Linked DNA regions of Homo sapiens: regions 2 and 3 are each linked to region 1. A link is a loop called in an ENCODE intact Hi-C map of the cell type or tissue named here. Cell type or tissue: PC-3. All regions are shown on one strand.

Region 1 (8,000 bases):
ATATTGAGCTAAATATATAATGTATATATTACCTCACCTACGTATCCTTTGTTTTCTGTGGTGGGAACACAAAATCTCTCTCAAGGGTACAATATTTTGTTATTAACTATCATCACCATGTTGTAGAATAGAGCTCTGGAACTTGTTTTTCCTGTCTAACTGAAATTTTGTATCTTTTGACTAACATCTCCTGAATCTTCCCCTCACTCCTGCCTCCAGCCCCTGGTAACCACCATTCTACTCTCTGCTTCTATGTTTGACTATTTTATATTCCAAATATAAGTGAGGTTATGCAGTATTTGTATTTCTCTTCCTGGCTAATTTCATTTAATGCTATGTCCTTCAGGTTAGATGTAGGATCTTTATATTAAAAAGACTGAAAGACGGTTTTCCTGTAAATATGTCCCATGTTCTTCTAGGAAAAGTCCTTTAGGTCTTGTCTTCCTATCTTCTGGTTTTAAATTTGTACCAACATTTCCTCTGTTTCACTAAATGAGGACTCAGTTTCATCTGGAAATCTCAATTCTAATCATTATCTAAAAGCCTCAACTTACAAATAGCATGCTATACTGGAAAAGTATTTTTCAGGAATCCCTCGATGATTAAAATGAACTGATATACAAATTAGAGAAGAAACAAAAGCATTCAATAGTGAAAATACAGTATTTTCCGGATCATAATAATTATGTGTTGTAATTCTATACGTATCAGTTTGTAATTTTCTGTTTTGTGATTATTCAATCAACCCTTGTCTTCATTTTTAGACTTTAAATTCCACAAGGATAGGGACTGTGCTTCGGTCATTATTAAATTCCAGCACCCATTCTCTGATATATAGTAGGCATTCAAACATAATTGTCAAATGAATGAATGAATACATACATGGCTTAGTAATAAAAATGATCCTTTGCAAGTCAATGTTTTTATGTAATAGTCTTTTAATAAGTTCACCTGTACTTAATAGGGTTATTCATACTCTTAATATTTCTATTAAGAAAGTAGAAGACTGACAGAGGTTAAAAGCGGCTCATTAACTTAGCAGAGAGGCAGGCTTGAGGAGGAGCCTCCAGTCTTCTGAGCCCCAGTTTGGGTTTGTTTCCGGTAAGATGACAAAGGATTTGGAGAATGAGGAAATGCCACCTTATTTCCCTTGTTAGTAGTTTTCCTTTCTTTCCCCCTGCAATAGTTTCATAACTTGCAACCTATAGATGCAGAAAGAAGAAGGGAGAGCATCTTCAAACAGTTAGTTAGGACTCTCCTTCTGGGAGGAAAGTGGATATCAAAGTACAGGATTGTTATATCCTCATGACTCAGAGCCCTGCATCCCAGGGGTGGTGACAAATCTGAAGCTCTGATGAAATTAGAACATACTGCTCACCCCCAGGCAGGTAGGTGTCTTGAGTATCAAAGGGTTAGTATCAACAGTGACAGTATTTAAAACGAATGTGCTATCTTACTGAGAAATTAACATGTAGGCAGATGTATAACTTTTAATTTAGTTATTTACTAAATAAATAATGTTTTATTTAGTGCCTGAAAATATCATACATAGAAAGATAGTTTTGACCATCTGGAAACTATTTTGGGGAAATTAAAAGTTTGGAGCTCAATTCTATCAATAATCCCCTCCTGCCTTTATTATTATTATTATTATTATTATTATTATTTCCCTGTTGCCTTGTCCTCAAATCAGATCCTAAAGCTTGTTTCCTATAAAGCAGTTCCCAACAAATTTGTAAGTCAGACTCTGTCCAATGTCCTCTGATATTTAGACATTCCTCTCTGATTTTGCTCTGAGTCACATGAACATATCACAGACATAAATGTTCTTGCTTTTTTGCTACTCTTAGAACATGTGGATATGATTTACTTCCTAAAACAGGATTCTTTGAACACCTACTTTCTACAAAATCCAACTCCCATGAAATCTGAGAGAGGTTTTCCTCTAAAGTATAAACCACAAGCATAACCAAATGAATTTTTTTTATTATACTTTAAGTTCTAGGGTACATGTGCACAACGTGCAGTTTTGTAATTTTTAAAAATCAAATTAGGCCATTAGAATAATGTTCTGTATCACTGGGATGGGAATTTAATGCTAGACAATTTAGGGTCATTATTATCATGCCAGGCACAACTGTCTTCAATTAGTTATGTCAAGGTGGGGATATAATTGTTGGACATGTTGGCTTCTTGTTTCATTCGGCTTCCATGCTGCATGAAGATTCCAGAAAACCATGATTAACTGGAATATTTGGGGAATGAAGACTTAAGTTTTATTTAATTTTTTAGTCAGCTTAAGTTTAAGCAGAAAGCACTTGGCTTTAGTTTTTGTTGAAAAACTTTCTAAAATAAGTTTATTTTCTTGCATCAAAAGGATAGCACAGTGGAAAGCTGTTTTCAATAGTTAAGAACATTACGAGTCCCTTGGGATCATTTTCTGACTCTTATAAAATGTTAACAGAGAGAGGGTTTTGAGATGAAAATGGATATGGAAACTAGTTAACAACTAGGCCCCTGGGTCAAACAGCTAGTTATCTCTGACTTTAAAAAGTGGACGATAAACTATTTATTGAGCACCTGCTATTTTACAGGGCATAGACTTTTCCCTTTAGGAGCCTCAATTCTGATGGGGAAGAGAGGGGTGTGTTTAAAAATAATTACTCTACAATGTTGTAAGTGCTTATGAAGGTATACAGCAAGTGCTATTGTAGCTCAGGGCAAGGAACTACCAATGGCCTAAAGGAGTCAAAGGCCTTCCTTTGGGAAAAATGATGGTCTGGGCCTTGACACACACATGAGTTAAATGGAGAAGAGGATGTAGGACATCCTTGATGTAATGAGTGAAACCTATGTAGGGCATGGTGTGTATGTCTTTGTGACAGGGCAAGGAGAGACTGGTAGCAGATGAGGTTGGACCAGCAGCCTGGGGACCATTTATACAGAATTCAAGCACTATTTTGCAAGTAAGGTATGACAGTGGAATAAACAATCTGACTTGTGTTTCAGAAAGATTACTCTTTTGGTGGTGGGAAAGAAGGACCGGAAGGAGGAAGCGACAATTTTGATAAATTATCCAGTTAATATTTCAAAAGAATCTTTTTACTGTTTGTTTATTGACCTAAATTATAGTTTGTATTTTTTATTTACCTTTAAGTAAGAAAACATTTCAGTTCTCTTCTCTTACTTAGGTGCTATGTTATTATCATCATTCTCAGTATTGGGAAACTGAGGCACAGTGGGCATGTGACTTCCCCGAAATTCTGAATTGAATCAACCGAGAAACTGACTCAAAACCAGTCTCGAAGTTTCTTCCAGCAACTACTAGACCACACTCCCCACTATTACGGCATATTTATGATATAATTAACTTTCAGAAAGCCATATGGCTTTCATTACAAAGACTAAAGGAATGTGCTTTTCATAACAAATGGCATATGGCCTCCAATAGCTCTTTGCTTGCATGTTTTAACAAAATGAACATGTACATGAATTAGATGCCTCAGGTCAGTTAACAAACTGAAGTTGATTTTCTTTTGCTCTCCCTAATTACAGCTGCATTTCTGACAAATATCAAGGAGTTTTTTGGCAGCCTGTAGGTGCAAAATACATAGCACCTTTTTCTCTTATGGCATTGCTCCTTTAAAGAGTCAACATTTTTCTCTTATTCACAGTGGAGTGTGCCGTTTGTGGAAATGGAGTATTTTTGATGAAGCTGCATGCTTTCAGAATGGTGGAAAATTTAATTGACTTAAATGATACAAAAGGCAAAGGAAAAAACTAAATGAAAATCATTGAGACAAAAGTTGACATTTATCTTTGGTCACTTACATGATGCAGAGGAGAGAGTACATGATAGATGCTCACATGCTGAACTAATTTAACAGCAGTTAAGCGTGAGGGCTCACTCTTAATCTCTTAGAGTTATTTAGAAGCCTTTCTATTTTAGGTAACATGCCTTAAAGTTCTGCTCCCTTAGTTCGCACTGTGCCTCATCCTATTGTTTATTTAGCAGGTTTTTTAATAGAGTCTGAGAATGAGCTTCTTGCAACTTTCACATTATCATATTACAACATTCACCACTGATTATCTGTACTCAAGGTCAATGACATTATCTCATTGGAATTCCCTGGACTCTGGATTTATAATAAGATAGTCCAAAATGCTCTTGTCTGTGATGGAAAAATACAACACAATTACTGTAAGTCAGTTGGTTCTTAAAGTGTTTGAGTTTCAAATTTGGCTACTCATCATATTGGCAAATTGCTTACTTTTCTTTTAAATGCTTGTACTTATATGACACCAATAAAATTTTCTTGATTAATGAAGTGGAAATATATCTACTATAAAAGGAAATTTAAAACATATATATTTCTGAAGTAACTAAAGAAGTAAAAATACATTTTAATTAATATTAAAGTATTTAAATCCTTCTATTCAAAAGCTCATTTCCTTAAGAACAAAGAAAACACATAATTTAGGATGATTTACTCATTAAGAATAAACCAAATGTTTTAAATAATCAATTAAACTTTTAGTCTCTTTTTTTTCCCATCTAAAATGACTCACTCAAATCCTATTCATACAAAAGGAAAGTGTTAATTTGTATCCTAATTCACCTTATATTTACTATAATGTATATTTCTTCTTTGGACAAGTCATAGCTTCTCCTTTCATAAAATAATATCTTCCATTATGTTACAATTACAAACTATGGCTCATAGGACCGGTGAATCATAGGGTTGGATGGAATAAGCCCTTCAGCAGTCATTTTCACCTCCAGGGCATCTCTAAACCATGAGTTGAACAACAAGGCGAGTGAGTAAGGTACACTTTCAGTCAGAAATACAGCTTTGGCTAGATGGAAAAAAAAAGAGTAAATCTGGGAACTCTTTTTCTCTTTAGCAAAATACGTCTTTCTTTCTTTTTGTCAAAGTGAATCTTATTTCAAACTGATATCATTAGAATAATAACCCCACGACAAAAATTGTTGTGTGAGACCATTTAGATTCACTTCATATGTGAGAATCGGATGCTAGCATCTGTAAGACATGAGATAAGCAATGTTTGAAGACAGCAGATTCTGCCCCCACCTATGTCAGCATAATTTATTACATGACTACAAAATACAACAACAGTGCATAAGTATAAAATGTGTAAAAAAATTAATGCTGCATACGTCTGTAAAAAGCCAAACAACAATTTAGAAGAGAAGGCAATTAGGGTAACACTTATGTACTAAGAAATCATTTGAAGTTGGGATACAATGTTATTTTCTTAACTGTCACAATTCACTCATGTTAAGACACTCCTATCTTGCTTTTATCCTCCATAGCATGTAAGGATAGTTACATTGGAGGGAAAACTTCGAGATGCTGAGCCAGGGTGGCTGACAGTGTGAGGAAGTCAGGAAAAAGTTTCAATCGAACCTGATCTCCTTGATCTTTATATGATGGTCTTTTCACGATTAAGCAACCATGAGCACGAAAGGAGAGACATGACTCACTCCAATAACCTTGAATAGTTGGGTTAATTTGAAATTTATATTCTTAAAAAGTTGTGATATGCAAAGACATAAACAACTGGTTTCTCCAGATTTTCAAATCCTGCTCCAAATTATTTTAACAAACACATATGTTATCATTTAAATGGGGGAAATGGCCAAGACCAACCCCAACTGGCTTCAGAGGAAGTTGGATACTGTAAACAGAAGATATGTTTTGGTCTGCTGAGCACCATTTTGGATCTGAATATGGTAAGGTAGTCTTAGTACTAATTTTTGTGGTTGGATATGCAGAGATTTCACTGGAATTGGGAAGATATATGAAAGAAGGGGTAGAGAAGGAGAAATGTTCATGGAAGGGGAGAGGAGCAGAATAGCCAGGGAGATGATGCAATACTGGGAAATCACAGAGGGTAAAGGCAGTGAGTGAAAATACAGGCGTTGGGGTGTCTGCAGGATTATTCAGCACTAGAATGTTTAATTGTCAATCAAGTGGTGTCTGTTTCTGTAATTGTAATGTATTCCAACTCCTCAAACTTTAGTAAAGTCTGTCATAAGAACCCATTTTTTGAGGGTTTTCTTTTGTTCTTGGATTGAAAATTATGGGAAAGGTTTCCTTCCATGTTGGGTGGAATAGGGTCAGCACCAACAGGAAGAGTGGTAAATGAGTAAATTAAGCAGAAGCAGGCATTTGGAGCCAAGGAAGTACCAGCTCTTCCTTCTCCAGCTTTCCTTCCCCCACAAATGTCTAGATATTTTGGAGAGGGTTTTGGTCTTTTACAACCCATGGGATGGATGTTTGAATCAAGGAGAGAGTAGATCCCAGATGATATTTATGCTATATTTATAAAGTCTGAAAATATAACAGTTCATTAAGGGAGAAAGTAAGGATGGAAAATTTTGATCTCTAGCACTCCTTTTTCTTTCATAGTGTTAACAGTGTAACACATGATATTGTTGGCATTTTCTTCTACAGACATACCAGACATTTAGCATTTATTTTTTATTTTTTTTAGTCAAGTCTGAGCTAGTCAATTATGTGTCTGGTAAACCAAAAGATATTACTGAAATCCGTGGCAACAGTTCAGGAACCATCTTGTGCACTTGCATTTATTGGAAGTATAATGGTAGGTTGCCTGTCTCTGTCGCATTCCTCATGGTACGCAGGGAAATTTGCTTGTATGTGAAAATATTTATAGGAAGCAGTTTTGTTTTGTGAGGCATGCAGACTGGTAGCTACATGTTTGAAGATACGCCCATTTTTCTGGCCCTTATCACTTATGAATAATGGCCGTGGGATAGAGTGAAAAAAGTATTAATAACTTAATGCTCAAACTTACCTTTTAAAAGGGCAAATTTCACATATATCTGAAGTGAAAATAAACCTGAAATATAATTTGTTTATGTTAAGTTAGAGTTTTTATGCACGTGCCTCCACTGTATTCTGCTACATTGGTAGTGGCAAAATATGCACATAAATGGATGAGAGAGAAATAGAGACAAAAGACAAAGGAAAGCAAAGATGTTTTAAGATATGGCATAAACAGCAGGTCTAATTTCTTTATTTGGTAAGTCTCGCATACTCTCTGTTTAACAGATGTGCCTCTCACTGCTGTAGCTTGATGTTCTGAGAGGATTCTCAAATAAAATTTATTTGATGGAGCAACACTCATATCATATATCTTGATATTTGAGAACCTTCCAGAAAAGACGAAAGTGTTCTAATAGAACAAGCTCCTTGTCTACGTATCTACATTTGGCCACAACAATGCTATTCTCATAGTTATGGGAAAGGCTGAAGGCCAAATTCGTGTCTGGTTTTGTATCTGGTCGAGTCCTTACATGCTTACATGAAGATTCAGGGAAAGGTTTAATTTTCCCAAGGCTCACAGAGGCAATTGTTTACTGGCACCAAATTATATTTCTGCTTAAAAAAAGATGACACAAACAGATACCATAGAAATCTAAAATGGCAGTCAAATATTAAGTGATTTTAATCCAAACAAATATAACCATAAAAACCTGAAGATTGTTATTAAATCTGGAAACATTATAACATTTTTTTTTGCTTTTCAAGATGAGTCTAGGACCACTTAGACCACAAAAAATCCACCTTGTTTTTGAGTTTGGAGGATATATCTCTGTGTGTGGCTTCCAAGGCTCCAAGTTTGTTCTAAAAAATCTACTCCTGTCCTGCGTCCTCCAATTCCTATTCACATAGGGCTGTGTGTGTGCATGTATGTGCTTGAACAATATTTTACACTTGCACTTAATGAAATTTACCCTCCTAAATTAGGCTTATTTTTCCAGCCTATCAGAATTCAGTAGCATTCTCATTTCTGCCTGGTTAGGATTTATTCTTCCCTGATTCTTTTCATTCACAAAATAGCAAATGTATCATATACAAATTCATTGAATCACTGATGAAAATGGAGAAGAAGGCAGGACAAAGAGAATCCTTTTATGGCACTGGTGCCCACCCTTCAGAGTGACATTG
Region 2 (8,000 bases), 470 kb after region 1:
TTTTAAAAAAATGAAAAAGCATAAATCTATGTTTTGGTGTGTTCATAGTGTGCAGTCATTCTTAGGAGCAACTGTGAATTTACAAAACCTCTCCATTCTCTCCCCTTTCACTCCTACACCTACTATCTGTTCAGCCCTGCGTCTCTTAGAATTTTTTAAACTATATTCTCTCTCATCTCCTAGCTTCTACTTTCTTTCATTTTCCTTCAGGGCTAAACTGTGATAAAAGATGGATCCTCTGCTCTGCTTAGCAACCCCGAAAGCTCTCTGATGCTGCAGGAGACAGTCTCAGCTCCTTTGAGTGGCCTTCTGGCCCCTTGTACAAAGTCCTCACAAACTCATCACCTTCTCTTCTCCCCAAGCACACTGCATTCCAACCACACCCTTTGTCTTCCCATTCCCTAAACAGGTCTCAAACACTGAATCATGCTACAAACATCTTCAAGCCTTTTCACATGCCCTCTGGATGTCCTCCTCCTTTTATGCCTAGTAAAAGCATCCAAATCCTTCCTGGCCTCACCCAGTACCACACAGATTCTACAGGCAGAATCAGGTTATATCCTAGACTCTCATGATTTCAGAGGCTTAAGCTCTTCCTCCCACAAAGTTATCCCATCATGGGATTATGCAACACAAATTATGACTGAAGCAAGAGGCAAACAGAAGCCCAAGTCCCACCTGGCTCAGGTTTCTCTGCACCCCACCCAGTCCAGCTGAGCATGACCACCTCTGTTCACAAGGTGCTCCTACACACCACCATCATCGGTGTTGGTCTTCTAAGTTTCTCAAAAGAACCCAAGGCTAGAAGGCCAGACTCAAATTTAGAATTCTCAGACTTCTTGAAGATCCACCCAGGAATTTTAAGAACCTACCATCACCTGACTTTTCCTCCATACCGGCTCTGCCCAGTACTGTGAGCATAGATACAAGGATATCTCAGCCGGCATGTCCAAACTCAAGCCACACCACCACCACCATTACCTCCTCCAAGCACCATCTCTTGGAAAATGAGACTATCTGGACAAAAAATTCCCTGGCCATGGATACTTAGAATATGGTAGAAAGGAGGCCACAGGATGTAGGTGGCCACATCTCTGTGGTCCCAAGACTCCTTGCATTATGGAGAGAAGTGTAGCCACCTGCACCCGGGTCTTCTGACAAAAGGAGGGGGCAGAAATGGGAGACGGGGAAGTTAGGATAGCATCTACGGACAGGGGCTTCTCTTGTCCTGATTTAAGACGATCAGGCAGTGGTGTGTCTTCAAATAAAAACAAAGACAAGTCTCACTCTGTGAACTGTTTGTCTCTCTAGAACACTGGATCTCAACCAGGGGTGATTTGTTCTCTATGGGATACTTGGCAATGCCTGGAGATATTTTGAGTTGTCGTGATTTGAGAAGATTGGGAGTTGCTACTGTCATCCAGTTGGTAGAGACCAAGGATGCTGCTAAAACTCCTACAGCACATAAGACAGTTCCATCACAACAATAATATAATATTAGTTTGGTACATTACTTCTAATGGCGAAAACCACAATTATCTTTGCACCAACCTAATAATAATAATGGAAAACATTTTCTAAAAGTTAATTTGTAAATTGGTTATATATAATATTGTTGTCAAGCAGATCTTAAAGCAATGGTTCATGTCACTTAACTGCACAAAAGATTTAATCACACACACACGCACACATGTGCATGCATGCATGCACACACCCAGCTTATGAACTAAAGTTCAACTTTCTAAGCTTGACATTCAATATGACTCTTGATCTGGAGCCTACCCTGTTTATCAATTTAATCTTTCTCTATGATCTCCTTATGTAACCCAAAGCCTGTGTCTATGCTACTATCAGACTTAAATATTTTAGACTGCCATATGGCTATCTCCCATATTTTCCCTATCAATTTTTGGCATACTCAACCCCATTCCTGATAGTGAATTAAGTCTTCAGCTGGACCTTCTAATGTAAAATGTTCAAATTCAGAAACTAACTACACTTAAAACAGAATTACCCACTAGAATACATCAAGGCTGTACCACTAAGATAATAATAACTAGCTCTTGGGATTGGAAGGATAAGACAACGATACCATGTATAAATCACTGTGAAGATGTTACCATTATGATGTCCCTACCTCATAATAGCACTCAATGAAATGTCTGTGTCTCTCCTATAATTAAAAAGGCATTCCAAGTAGGAAAATAGCTTTTGCAAATAAATTAAAGTAAGGCTATTTACAGTAAAATAATAATAATAATAATAATAATAATAATAATAATAATAATAATAATGTAGCACAATAGAAGCTTATTTCTCACTCACATAAAATCCAAAACAGATGTTCCTGCTTGGTGGCAGGAGTGGAAGGTCGGCTGTGTGGATGAAGGAAGACTGCTTCATAGCTTCACGCAGAGCCGTAGGCTGGAAGTCTCCATCACCTTCCACATGTGGCTTCCATGATCATCCTGTGTGTCAACATCCAGTGGGCAGATGGGAAAAGAGAAAGCACAGGGTATGTGCCACCACTTCTTAACCACTTGGCCAAGACATGGTACACATCATCTCAGCTCATATTCCACCGGCAAGAACTAGTCCCACCTGGATGCAAGGGAGGGTAGGACTGGAAAATGAGGGCCCTGGCTGGGCAGAGCTTCTCAGCAACAACGCTACACTATGGAAAGGACATTAGCTATCTTTACCACAGCAAAGCACAAGGGTATAGGAGATGAAGCAAAGACAGAGAGCAGTGGGCAGGCTTGCCTGGCTAGAATATGAATTGGAGCTTCGTGGCAGATGAGAACGGTTAGGTAAGGAAAGACAGCCAGATAACAGGAGACTCATGACTCTATCATTATGAATGTTTTCTATTTGAGAGACAGCTGTGAATCCGACCTTGAAGAAGAGTTATTTGATAAATAATGATGTTTAAAACAGACACTGTAGCCACAAAGTAATTTTTGTTTCATTACGAAATGAATCTGGTTTTTATTCAGGCATATCTTCCTTATGTGGAAATTCATAACTTTAAAAACGAATCATTGCATCACTAAGAACTCTTTTCACAGCATTCTCTTACCCCTTCCAAGTACCCTTTTCAATCAATGTGCTTTCTCCTTCCTTCAATTGCTTCTATGGGCTTGCAGAATCTGCTGCTGTGTTTGTTCCTTTGCTGTTCTCCTTTAATTGCTGTCTCTGCTGTGTCTGGTTCTCCTCCTTTCTTTTGGCCCAGACTATTTATTTCTAAAACCCATCAGCATTCTGTGAGGGTTAGGATTCATTTCAGAGAAACTCAAGGGAATTACCTCTGGGTGATTTTTCAGCCCAGGTATTTGGGGCAGTTAAAATGTCATTTATTTCTCTAGACTTGCATGATGTTGTGCAAAACATGAAATTAATCTTAACTACACAACATTCAACTCTTGACATTTCAAGACCTTTATTAAAATGTTGAAATAGAATTTTCCTTTAAATATGTTAATAGAAGAGACTTGTTGCTTTCCCTATGTGATAACTTTCTTCAACTCCCACATCATCTTTCATTACCCAGAGAAACACACCTTTGATTTTATAACGGAAGTCAATGGAAAAAAAACTTGCTATATAGAAATACACATTTACAGTAAAGTTTTTTATGCTGATATTCACTCAGTAATAGAATGTATACCCATATAATCTATTGTTCTAGCTTTCCATAGATGTCAAAAATGTTGTCAGCCTGATGCTAGAATATCACTGCTATTAGTGTGCCATCTAGTGGCTGATGTTGTGATATTTTCCATTCTTTGTTGAGGTAGAAGAGGCTTTAAGTGACATATGGAAAGTCCAGTGAGATTCCTTCTTTGATACAATGCAGGGATGACACAGTTGTATAAAGCCAATGGCCAAATGTTGAGTCATCTGATGATGTGTAGAGGATCGTTTGTAAGTTCTTACTTAGCCAATATAATTAAGAAATGAAGCTATTACAAGAACAATTAAATATATTTGTTAGCTCGCTGTATCATGATGCACAAACCATATGTGCATTAACCATATACCAAGAACCAGAATACAATAAAATGCATTTGACCCTAAATTTAAATTAGATTTAATTTTACTCTTGTTATTCAGATGGTACTTTAGGATCTTATAGGTCTAGGCTTTGAATACTAATTCTCATTGTGTAGTATACAAAAATGTATGTTTGAGCTTTCTGGTTGCTTGGATTTAAAACTAAAAGTGGTTTTGTATTTATAAAGGATCAAACCTATCATGCATAGTGTGAGTGGCAGCATATCCACCATTTTAGTTGATTCTTTGTAGTATTATAACCATAATCGCATGATCTTATATATTGCTTTATTCCAATATTAAAGATTGAGAGATAATGATAATGATTTTATCTTTTAGTTATAGAATTGCCTTCAAATGCCTTGTTTTATAATCATCTCAAAGTCAAACAAGAGATTCCTTTAATCGTTACATCATTTTTCATAGGCAAGTAATGAGGGACTGAATGGTTTTGCTGTTGAAGACAGAAGGACAAAAAAGTAAAATCATATTCTCCAAACATATACAGATAGTATTGAAAAGAAGTGTAAGAATTAGTTATTGTTTGTTTGCCCTTGGAAATAACAGTTATTATTCTGTTATTATTTTTAAACATCTATTTTATTTATTATTATTAAAGGAGCAGTTATCACTAATGCAATCATTTCAGAAAAATTTTCTTTAAAGCAAACACAGGAAAACAGAAACAAAAACCACCTCCATTTAATTGAGTTCTTAGTATGTGCCACGTGATTTAAATACTTTACATACTTTTCTTACTTAGTCCTCACACAACCTGATAAAGTTTCATTTTATAAAGGAAGAAACCAGGCTGAGTCATTGAATAACTTATTTTAAGCCACATTGACAGTAAAGGGCAGCTTCTGGATAAAACCTAAGTGTGTCCAATTTTGAAGCCGTGCTTATAAATGTGACAAAAAATACTTTATAACCATGTCAGGAAAACATGCATTGTACCTACTACTCTACAAAGTCTAGCCAAGAGCAGAACTGACATGCATTGTCTTATTTGCCATAGGTAAATCAACAGGAAAGCGAAGTATAAACAGTTAACTCAGACTAGTATATTACCCAGGGTTTTATACTGGTTGATCTGCCATTATTCCAGAGGCAAGACTACAAATCACTTGGATAACATGATCCTGCAATGTCAAGGTAGGTAAATAACTTGTGAGAGTTTTTAAATGATGCCATCACCACTGCAGAAGAGTATATTTACTCCTTCTGCTTTCCTTAAAATGGCTAGCATTAGGCTCTTTATTCAGAAATTTTTATATTATAACATACCTTATCTTATATCATTATCTTCTCCCAACAATCTATTAGGCCAACGTGCTAGATCAGTGATGTTACTTTAAGGCCCTCTCAATCTTTTTTAAAAGTTGTAAACAGACCACTGTGCCACGTAAAGATTAAAGTGTAAAGACTGAGACTTCAAGAATAAATTTTAATGCTGTGATCATATAATATATAAATTTTGCCAAACTACTTTTTGAGCTGCATGCTAATTAAATACAATGCTTAACAACCACTGATACACACACACACACACACACACACACACACACACACACACATAGAACTACTTTTACATAGCTAAACCAAGAAATGGGAAAGCTTGTTACTTTGTTTCTAGATTCCTGGATTCATAATTCAAGGGCATTGTGATAGATCTCCTTTGTTGTTCTTCCTATATCCACCCCTCCCTCCCCAAGCCAATGGAACCTTAAGTTCGTTCAGGTGGCTGCTGAGATCTTTCCCTCTGTCGAGTATTTATGGATGGGTTTAAACCAATCGTGATTCATCCCAGGGCCAGGGATAAATTATGATTGGTCTAAACCAGCCTTAGTAATCTTAGTAATCTTGTAACTTTGTCTGGGAATGAAGTGACAAATTTTGGTCAATGAGATGAAAGCAGAAGTTTTTGAATGAGCCTCCAGGGCTTGTCTTTCTGATTAACACAGATAACATAGAAAAGAACTTTTGTCTTTCTGATTAACATTGATAAACTTACAGAAGACAGCCTTTGCCTTTCTCTTCTCTTCTGCCTGCAATGAAGACATAGTCCCTGGAGGCACAGCAGACATTTGTGACCATAAGATGACAAGCCTGAGGACAAAAGTCAACTTTTATTTTTTGAGACGGAGTCTCATCCTGTGGCCCAGGCTGGAATACAGTGGCATGATCTCGGCTCACTGCAACCACATCCCCGGTTCAAGGGATTCTCATGTCTTAGCTTCCCTAGTAGCTGGGACTACAGGCATGCACCACCATGCCCAGCTAATTTTTGTAATTTTAATAGAGACGGGGTATCACCATGTTGGCCAGGCTGATCTCGAACTCCTGACCTCAGGCGATCTGCCCACCTGCACTTCCCAAAGTGCCAGGATTACAGGCGTGAGCCATCTCACCTGGACAAAAGTCAATTTTCTAAGGATGATGCAACAGGATGATAGGTCTCTGACAGCATCGCTGAGTTCATTGAATAGCTGTATCAGGACGTTTCTTACCTTTGGATTCCTTGCAATGTGACAAAAAGTTTTATTTATATAAGCTATTGTTTGTAGGGGTTTCTGTTACTTGCAGCCTCATGTATTAGGTTGAACCATATGATATGTTGTAAACAAAAATAGTTGAAGCTTAGCAGATTTCTATGATTCAACCAATTTTATGAATTGATGCTGAATTCAAGACCCTTTCACTTCTCCAGCAATCAAAACCTCTCCTTTTCCTCTCTCCTGCCACCTGATACCACACAAAATAGATCTTTATATATATATATTTCTGACATTTAATCAATGATGTGCTGGTAAACTAGTTTGTTAGGAGGAAAAGCCCTGATTTGTACTGTATTTATGGTATAACTACTCCCACTATGTCTCATTTTAAGCTTCCAGCTTGAGGTCACTGAAAAAGGAGTTGGAAAGAAATGCTCGCAATCAGCTCTTCTGAGCTGCTACTACAGCCAGCTCCAGCATGCCACTGCCCACGCATTGGCCAAAGCTCTGTTACAGTGTATGATGGTCAGAGCTAATGTTAGAAAGTAATTTATTATCCTTACTATTATTCTCTTTGTAGCATTGAGACAAAGATACAAGAAAAATATAATATATCCAATAATTATATGATATATATGCTAAGTACATATTATGTACACATAAAATAATTATAAAATACAATAATTATATCATATAATTAGGATATGGGGAAATTGACAAGATAAATGTAGATCTTTGCCCTCTGATTCATTTAGATCTAGTAAAAAAAACTAAAGAAAATGTGTCAGAGTAGCCACCAAGGAGACATAAAATAGTATGAATTTTTACCAACAAAATAACTTATAATTTTGATATAATTATAATTCTACATTATGGCTTTATTATAATTTATAAGAATATATAATTTTACCAACAAATTAATTAATATGAATTTTTACCAACTAGCTCTTCTATTGCCTAACTTTTATCAGTTATCTCTAATGGGTAAGAAAGAAAACCAAGATATCCTTCACTGGTTATTCATTTTTTGAAAAAGCTGTATTCTGTTGCAGTTAAAGAAGATGAAGCATTTGACTTCCATTTGGGACAGTGACCTTTATAAAATACCGCCCTCCCTCCCCCAAACCCTCAGCCCCCAAACTCATTTTCTCTAGCTGTTGAATGCCAAAAATCCATTTAGTTTTCAAACATTGCCTTTTTTCTATTAGTTTTAGGTAGCTGGTCCAAGAAATGATTGAGATTCTTCCCAGTTTAAACTTAAGATGCTTGAATGTACTGCCAGTACCAAATGAAGGTCTCTGCATTCTTCATCACCCTGTGCCCAGTCTCCGTCTTTTATCATCTTCTTTTAACAATCTTAGTAATCCCAAATAAAGTGAAATGGAACATATTAATAGTTACTCTTGGGGAATTTTTTTTGGACTGGAGTTGATATATAACTGTGGCTGG
Region 3 (8,000 bases), 82 kb before region 1:
TTACACAAAGGTCATGTGAGCACACAGCATAAAGGCAGCTGCCCACAAGCCAGGAAGAGAAGCATCATCAGAAACCGACCATACTGGCTTCCTGATCTCAGACTTTCAGCCTCCAGAATGGTGAGAAATAAATTTCTGTTGGTTAAGTCACCCAGTCTGTATTTTGTTATGGCAGCCCAAGGTGACAAATATTGTTTCTCCTTGATGGCTGTGCATTTGGAGGGAGCCTCTGTGAGCCCTGACTTTCCTCTAGGAGCAGGTTGGGTAGGAAAGTAACATCGACCAGCTGAGTGTAGTTCATACAGATGTGGACCAGACAGGGCGTGAAAGGTGGAAGGAGAGGACTGGTCCCAAAGGCCAAACACCAAGACTGAAAGGCAAGCTTAGGAGAAATCGACACTGTTAGGAGGAATTGACAAAGTAAATCTTATGACAAATTTCAAAATTAAAAAATTTAAAAACCCTAATAGAAATAAAACGTCTCATTTGGATAATGTTTTAAATCTTCTAAGTGCTTTTCTATCTGTCTTCTCATTGGATCCTCAGATTAACGTTTGAAGTTAGAGTTTATAATTATTATTTATCTAAGCTTGTCAGATGAAGAAACTAAGAGCCTAATAATTTAATTAAATGACTTGCGTAAGTTTTAACAGCTAATTTGCAACAGAGTAAATCTTATGAAAATTTCAAAATTAAAATATTGTCATAATAATGCAGAAAGTCTATTTTGGGAAGGCTGGCCAAAATTATAATGGAAATTTTTTTTATTTAAAGGGGCCCTTATTAATTTGCAAGGCTTTGCTATGGTTACCCACATGCTAAAAACTCCCACATGTCCATCCCCCTCTGACTTCGGTGAGCTCCAGGCTCATATACCCAGTGCTTATTTGAAGCTCCTCTTGTATTCCTCATAGGCATCATAAATGGAATGCAGAGTTAGCCAGGACTGAAGAACCCTCAAAAAAGGCTGTGGAAGAGTCCCCTTGCTATTGCACTTCCCCTGATTCTTCTGACCCCAACCCTGGGCATGGTCACCATGGCTCATAGACATGAGTCACTGAGTGTATAGGTGTGGATCTGAGGGATTTTGGATTGGTTTCCAAGCTTGTTTATAGATTTGACTTCATAATGGTGATTTGTGTTTATTTCAGTGCTTGAGTCAGGAGGTTTGCCTGACATCCTGAAGACCAAGGTCTTCTCTGTGGAGAACTATCTAGCACATGTGACAGCTCTGAGAGTGTTTTTAAGAACAGGTTGATGTGTATGCTCTGTATTAATTTTTTTTTATAGATTTGAGGGTGTGTAGTCATCCATGCTCTTTTTGATCTTTGGATCTTTTGCTGCATTCTTAGTTAAGTTTGTAATCTACATTAATGGCAACAGAAGGGTAAACTGACTAAGAGGGTTATTACACACTGGTTTGTATTGCCAAGGGAGGCAGCACAATCCATTTTCCTGACGGTTTTGGCACGATCCTTCCTGGCACCTCAGAGATGGGCAATGTGATGTTATATACACTCTTGTGCTTGGTTATTAATCTGGGTGTTTTGGATGAACATAAAGTAAAACATGCAGGGAACCATTAATGTATTGTATGGGGAGGTGAGGTGGTAAATCATATCTCAGCTTCTCATCCATAGTGATTCATTGGGAACATTTTTCCCCATGCTTGGTTCCATGAGCAAATGAATGAAATTTCAGTCTCATGAAGATTTCCACCCATGAGCAAAATTTTATTAATTTTTTGCCTGTTCCAAATTACAAATTAGCTTTATTATTCTTGTTACTATTCAAATAGAACACCATACAATACATTCAGTTTCTCTACTTGATCCAATTTCTTTGAAAATTTAACAAATATAATCAAATAGACTAAGCATAACAATTTTTATCAAATTCCACATGGTATTTATTTGGATTGGTGTGTGTTATTTGGTAGGTCTCTATTTACCTATTTTGGAGGAAACCATTATTTCTTCCTTTTATTTTTATATATGCAATGTCCAATTTCAGAGTCTCATTTGCCTGTGAATTGAGAGAGTTCAGTGGACTCATGGAAGACTTGGGTTCTGGCTTTCGACTGCTTTTTTGCTTCCATGCATCTCTGATATTCTTACTCCTAGTAAAGATATCCTAGTAAAGATAACCTCCCACTAAGAGTCAGCAAACAATCAGCAGAAAAGATTGAGTTTCTCCCTTTCCAAAGCCAGTTAGTCAGTCAACAAACAATTCCTAAGTGCCCACCAAGCATTGAGCTCACCCTGGAGACACTGAGGCAGACAATCGTGATTGTGCAGAATCAGTTGGAACGAGGTTATCTGGATGGTGGTAAGGGAGACAGAATGAGAGGAAACAGAGGATTTGCACATAATTGATATTTTCAGTTAGATGAAAAAAATACATTTGAAGTTTGGGATTCAGCATCCCAAATCTAGAATAAGGGACCAGGAAGGCCCCTGCGTGCTTTATGAAGATCACTGATAGATTGTTACCGTGGGGCCCATGGGAGTATCAGCAGGAGGGCAAGCCACACAAAAATAGAAAAGAGAAAAAATGTCCCCAAAGTATGTATATAATTGCAGTTTTACACTTAAAAAATTTTTTCTATATATGCAAAGAAGGTATGTTTTAAAAAAGATTGATGATTGTTAGAGCCAGAAGTGACTTTAGGAATGCTTGGATTTAGGAATTTTCTAACTTTGGTGTACATCAGAATATCTTGGGAGTTTGTAAAAATAAATACCAATGCACAGATCCTAACCTGATGGCCAAGATCTGCTTTCCTAGGTAACTCTAAAATATACTGAGGTTTGAAAACCACTTATTAGTCCAGTTTTTATTTTACAGAGAAGAAAACTGGCATCCAGAGGGGTTAATATACTCACCCACGGTCATATCAATTCCCTTCCTAGTTTAATCTCTATTGGCTGTGTGCCCAGACAAGAAAAAAATGCATCCACTTTGGGAATTGTCCAGAGATAATTTTTTTTCCTGTCTTATGATAGAAAAGAAAGGAAATGTACAAGCAATTTGGGAAAAAATTACTACATATGTATTTGTGAGTATAGTTGCTAGACATATAGATATATATTGCAATCAGGTAGCATAGATTCAAGTTGCCCTGAATATACACTCCCCTTAGATATCTTTTATGGCTATAAAATTTTATGATAGATGAAACTATTAATAGATATTTTCTATTTTCTCATTTTTGCCTACAATTAAGAAAAAGATATTTATTTTTCGAACTATCCACGCCAGGGATTATACGGTGTTAGGCATAGTTAACTGAATTTCATCATCACCCCTAATATAGGTAAGTATGCCAGGCTTATTGTTTTAGATGAGGAAACAAAGAGAAGTGTCATACTTATCACATTAAAATATTAATAAATTTATTAGAATTATAATGGAAATGGAAAGTTCCTGACACTCTTGTTAGTGCTGGGCCTACAACCTCAGTTTTCATAAAAGATCTAGAGTTCAAGGTACCAAATTTTATCAAAATAAGTTTGGGTTTAAGTTCACCAACTCGCCTGTGGCCTACTCGTCCTTTCTGGCAATGATTAACACTAGTGTTTAATGCACGTTTTAAAGTGTGTTCTTTAAACTCTTTTACCAAACAGAACTTCCTTTTTATGTAATGAGTCAGCTCTCCGGGTATTTGTAGCCCGGGGAATTGCCTCTCCAGTGGTGGAGATACGGAGCCCAGCTGCCAGGGTAAACAGCCACTTCCTAATATAATTGCTCAGAAATGCTGGAGGAGAAAATGTAAGAAAAGAAATTGCTCTGTCTTGTAAACAGTCAACTGTGTTTTACAATAGCGTACCAGCACTCCAAATCATTCATCAACTTGAGTAACATGGCTGGATTTCACTGTTAGGTTTACTTGGTAGTCACATTAATCCTTCTCTTCTACATAATGTGCCAGATTTCTTTGATGACAAACAGTACACCAAGGGTCTAAATATGGTTTTAGGAGCAAGCTTTTAACCAGACTCAAACTTATCTCAGAGGCCATTTTCGCTTTCTCTCTTCTTGAGTGGGGCCAGAGCTCAAGTTTGACTCAGGACCATTTAGGGACTTTTTTCTTTATTTTAATTTTTCTAATGATATCATTACAAATTATTTTTTAAAATAGCAGTTAATTAAGATGGGAACTAAGCCAGAATCACATAATCATGGCCTGCAAAGAAGCTCCTAGGTTCATACATCAGTGATTTGAATTGTTCTGTTCCTCTCCGCAGGAGCAATGGTGCTGTTACCACTGTATGTGTGCTTTCTGTGCACACAAGAATGTTAAGCGTTCATCCAGAATTCATATTTATTTATTTATTTTTTCTTTTTTGAGACGGAGTCTGGCTCTGTCGCCCAGGCTGGAGTGCCATGGCTTGATCTTGGCTCACTGCAACCTCCACCTCCTGGGTTCCAGCGATCCTCTTGCCTCAAACTCCCGAGTAGCTGGGACTATAGGCATGAGGCACCATGCCTAGCTAAGTTTTGTATTTTTAGTAGAGACAAGGCTTCACCATGTTGGCCAGGCTTGTCTTGAACTCCTGACCTCAGGGGATCTGCCCGACTCGGCCTTCCAAAGTGCTGAGATTACAGACGTGAGCCACTGTGCCCAGCCCAGAATTCATATTTAGAGAAAAACTTTCGGAGGTGATTTCAACTGATCATTGATCAGTCTTCCCACAGTTGTATACTGTTAAGTGAGCTTTATGTGTATGTGAGTTGGCGGTATCTTCATTTAATTTGCTGGATATTGATATTTTTAACTTGTTAGCAGCTGTTAAAAAATTCAAAATGTGCACATACAATATGTTGAATACAAATATCCTTCTTTCTTTTATTTTCCAGCCATCTTATTCCTTTCCCAATCACTGTTACTCGTTTCTTATATATACTTATAGGGGTATGTTGCATATTTACAATCATATGCATATATAAGGATATGTGTATATATTTTTTAATACAGGTGATCGCATACTCTATACACTGTTCTGAACCATACTATTTTCCCCTTAACCATGTCTTGGAGATCTTCCCATCTCAATATTTAATAATATTGTCTTAATCTTCCACCATGGGACATTTAGTTATGTTTAATCTTTTGCTATTACAAAGATGCATTTTCATCTGTGGGAATATATTTATGGGATAAATACCCAGAAGTCAATTTCTGGTTCCAACAATATGTGTACTTTAAATTTTAGTGATTATTGTCAAATTGCAAAAGGTTACAATAATTCATATTCCCACCAGCAAAGCAAGAATGTGCCTGTTTCTATAAATACTTGCCAACACAATTTGTTAAATATTTTGATCTGCTTAAATTTACATCTTTTTTATTATGAATAGTATAGTGCCTATTTATAATCTAAGTCATTTGTTTTTTCCTTTTCTGTGGGTATTCCAATCCTTTGCCTTTAATTTTTTTTATTGATTTATAGTAGCTCTTTATTCAGGGAATAAATTAGTCCTTAGTTTGTCATGTAAAGTACAATTTCTTTTGATCTTACCTATGATGTTTTGAGGTATACAGAAACTTTTATTTTTTATGTAGTCAAATGCATTTAATATTTGATATTATAGCTTCTGAATTTTATGGAAAAATTTAGAAAGGCCTTTTCCACTTTTTTGAGGTTATGAAAAAATTCTTCAATCTTTTCCCCTCCTGGTACTCTTATAGCTTTATTTTTCCATTTTAAATCTTGGTGTTACAGGAAAGGGGTCCCGATCCAGACCCCAAGAGAGGGTTCTTGGATCTCACACAAGAAAAAATTCAGGACGATTCCACAGTGCAAAGCAAAAGCAAGTTTATTAAGAAATTAAAGGAATAAAAGAATGGCTACTCCATAGACAGAGCAGCCCTGAGGGTGCTGGTTGTCCATTTTTTTGGTTATTTCTTGATGATATGCTAAACAAGGGGTGGATTATTCATGCCTCCCTTTTTAGACCATATAGGGTAACTTTCTGACATTGGCATGGCATTTGTGAACTGTCATGGCACTCGTGGGAGTGTAAGCAGTGAGGATGACCAGAGGTCACTCTCGTGGCCATCTTGGTTTTGGTGAGTTTTGGCCAGCTTCTTTATTGCAACCTGTTTTATCAGCAAGATCTTTATGATCTGTATCTTATGCTGACCTCTTAGCTCATTCTGTGACTTAGAAAGCCTTAATTTGATGCAGCCCAATAGGTTTCAGTCTTATTTTACCCAGCTCCTATTCAAGATGGAGTTGCTCTGGCTCACATGTCTCTGACATTGGTGTAGCTGGAATTTTGGGGGTATGTAGAGTGAGGTAGGGATCCAGCATTTCCCACCAGATGGTTGTGAGGACCTTCAGCATGTCTACTGAGCTCTATATTTAGGTCAGCCCTGGGCTAGGCAGGGTGTGGCTGGAGAGCAGGTGTAACCCTGCCTTGTAGAGCTACACTGGATTCTGGAGGGCACATTCCATTGCCCGTGTGTCTGCAATAAAGGCACTGGGGGGCTCTGCAGAGATGTTAGGGGACTTATGGGAAGAGGAGAATATTGACTTATTGGAACAGAGTGGGGGTGAGTGGCTATGAGCATGGTGGTATAAATGGAGCAGTCAAGCATTTCAGATAAAGAAAAATAAGAACCTGCTTTTGCCATTGGGAATGAAATTAATGTCAATATTTTGTATCCCTGTTACCTCACTACACAGTGATAGAGGGCATTTAAAAATTTGATTTAGGACAACTCTGAACAGGTTTTTGAGGGTTTATGTTTATCTAACTTCAAATAAATCTAGTAATACTAACATCATCTTATGCACCTATAAATACAAGATTGGGAACTTCCAACAAATGCATAAGGCTCAAATGAGGGTGGTGCCAAAAGGCTACAACTTTGCTTTAGATTTTATACATTTGAAGGTCCAATAAGTCCCATAAAATGGCTATGTTTTTGTATTTTTCTTTTAGTCTGTGCTGGATGTTTGTTTCTTTCAGCTTTAAGTGTTCACAGGAGGGATGAAGTAAGATTCTTATTACTGAAGTCCTGATGTGTTAAACAGCCCAATTAGAGTAAGAGATTCTCCAGTCATTTCCAGGACATTTGCTGACTGGTGTCACTAGAAGTTCATGGGCTCCACCTTCAACTGGATCCTCTGTGCTGCCCCATAATCCGGCTTTCCTGGTCCGCTCCCTCCTCTGTTCTCACCTGACTGGAGTACGTATCTATCAACATTTTGCTTTTCCATTCCTGCGGTGCCCTGTGATGGAGAGAAGTTTTGGCTTTCTGATTTTTGGAAAACTAGGAACAGGCTTCTGAGGGTTTATGCTCATCCAAATGTAAATACAACCTTGTTTATTTTTTTTTTAATGGAGGCAATTCCACACATTCCCTACCCTCTCTTCATTCACAGCACAAGCTCTCCTTCTGTGTCTTAGAGAAAAAAGAGGCCATCAGAGAGGAGCTCTGGCAACATCTTGCTATAGAGCCTTGTAGTTTGTCTCTGCATTTACCTTTTCTCCCTTTCCCCCTCATTAAACAAGAGAGCATTCCTTCCTTTATCCAAGGCCAATCACCCCACCTCTTACCTGGATTTTGTCACCTCTCATCTTCTCAAGAACCCTGCTCCTTTAACTATCCTCTCTCAGTATATCAACTTTTACATCAGTATATAGTCACCCTCAGAATGTCCTATCTTACAAGTAAATAAATAAGCAGAAACATTGCCTTGACTGTGTCTTCTTCCCTCTGATTCATAGCCAAACTTCCTGAGAGTTGTCTATATTTACCTCTCCTTTACTCTCAGTCCTCAGTGTTCTATAAGTTCACTGAAATGATTCTTGCCAACATCTTTAACAAATTTTCAGTCTTTATTCTTCTTGAAGTTTGGGCCTTTTCACAACTGGGACCTCTCCCTCCTTCTTGATGTGCTCCTTTTCCTTCCCAAGACTCCTCTCTGGCAGCTCCTCTGGTGTCTCTGAGACTCTTCCTCCTGTGCCCATCTTCCAACACCAGGCTT

Evidence for each region. Hi-C counts contacts between places; a loop is a spot of excess contacts. Peaks named below come from ENCODE experiments on the same cell type or tissue, not always from the same donor. Only the 100,000 strongest peaks of a DNase experiment are listed, where the experiment ranks them.
Region 2: it touches region 1 in a loop (5-fold over the local background); 4 of 110 quality-filtered maps call a loop at or near these places.
Region 3: it touches region 1 in a loop (2.7-fold over the local background); 15 of 110 quality-filtered maps call a loop at or near these places.

What each region holds. Positions count from the first base shown.
Region 1 is chr12:46,552,255-46,560,254 of GRCh38, forward strand. The region is part of intron 3 of SLC38A4-AS1 (SLC38A4 antisense RNA 1); the gene reads left to right. Among named protein-coding and RNA genes, the nearest start is that of SLC38A4-AS1, 170 kb to the left of the region's middle. In PC-3, no CTCF peak of the experiment used is centred here; DNase peaks (open chromatin) are centred at 1,327, 4,067, 4,777, 5,467 and 1 weaker place; H3K4me3 peaks cover 2,126 bases; H3K27ac peaks cover 6,685 bases.
Region 2 is chr12:47,017,661-47,025,660 of GRCh38, forward strand. No RefSeq gene overlaps it. Among named protein-coding and RNA genes, the nearest start is that of PCED1B, 58 kb to the right of the region's middle. In PC-3, a CTCF peak has its summit at 3,756 (motif pointing left); DNase peaks (open chromatin) are centred at 441, 3,831 and 4,851; H3K4me3 peaks cover 322 bases; H3K27ac peaks cover 2,463 bases.
Region 3 is chr12:46,470,143-46,478,142 of GRCh38, forward strand. SLC38A4-AS1 (SLC38A4 antisense RNA 1) reads left to right here. Exons shown (of 4, transcript NR_125380.1): 3 at 11-120. The region is part of intron 1 of LOC124902923 (a long non-coding RNA gene); the gene reads right to left. Among named protein-coding and RNA genes, the nearest start is that of SLC38A4-AS1, 90 kb to the left of the region's middle. RefSeq lists a silencer at 316-365 and an enhancer at 3,681-3,880. In PC-3, no CTCF peak of the experiment used is centred here; DNase peaks (open chromatin) are centred at 1,069, 2,929 and 3,699; H3K4me3 peaks cover 358 bases; H3K27ac peaks cover 3,785 bases.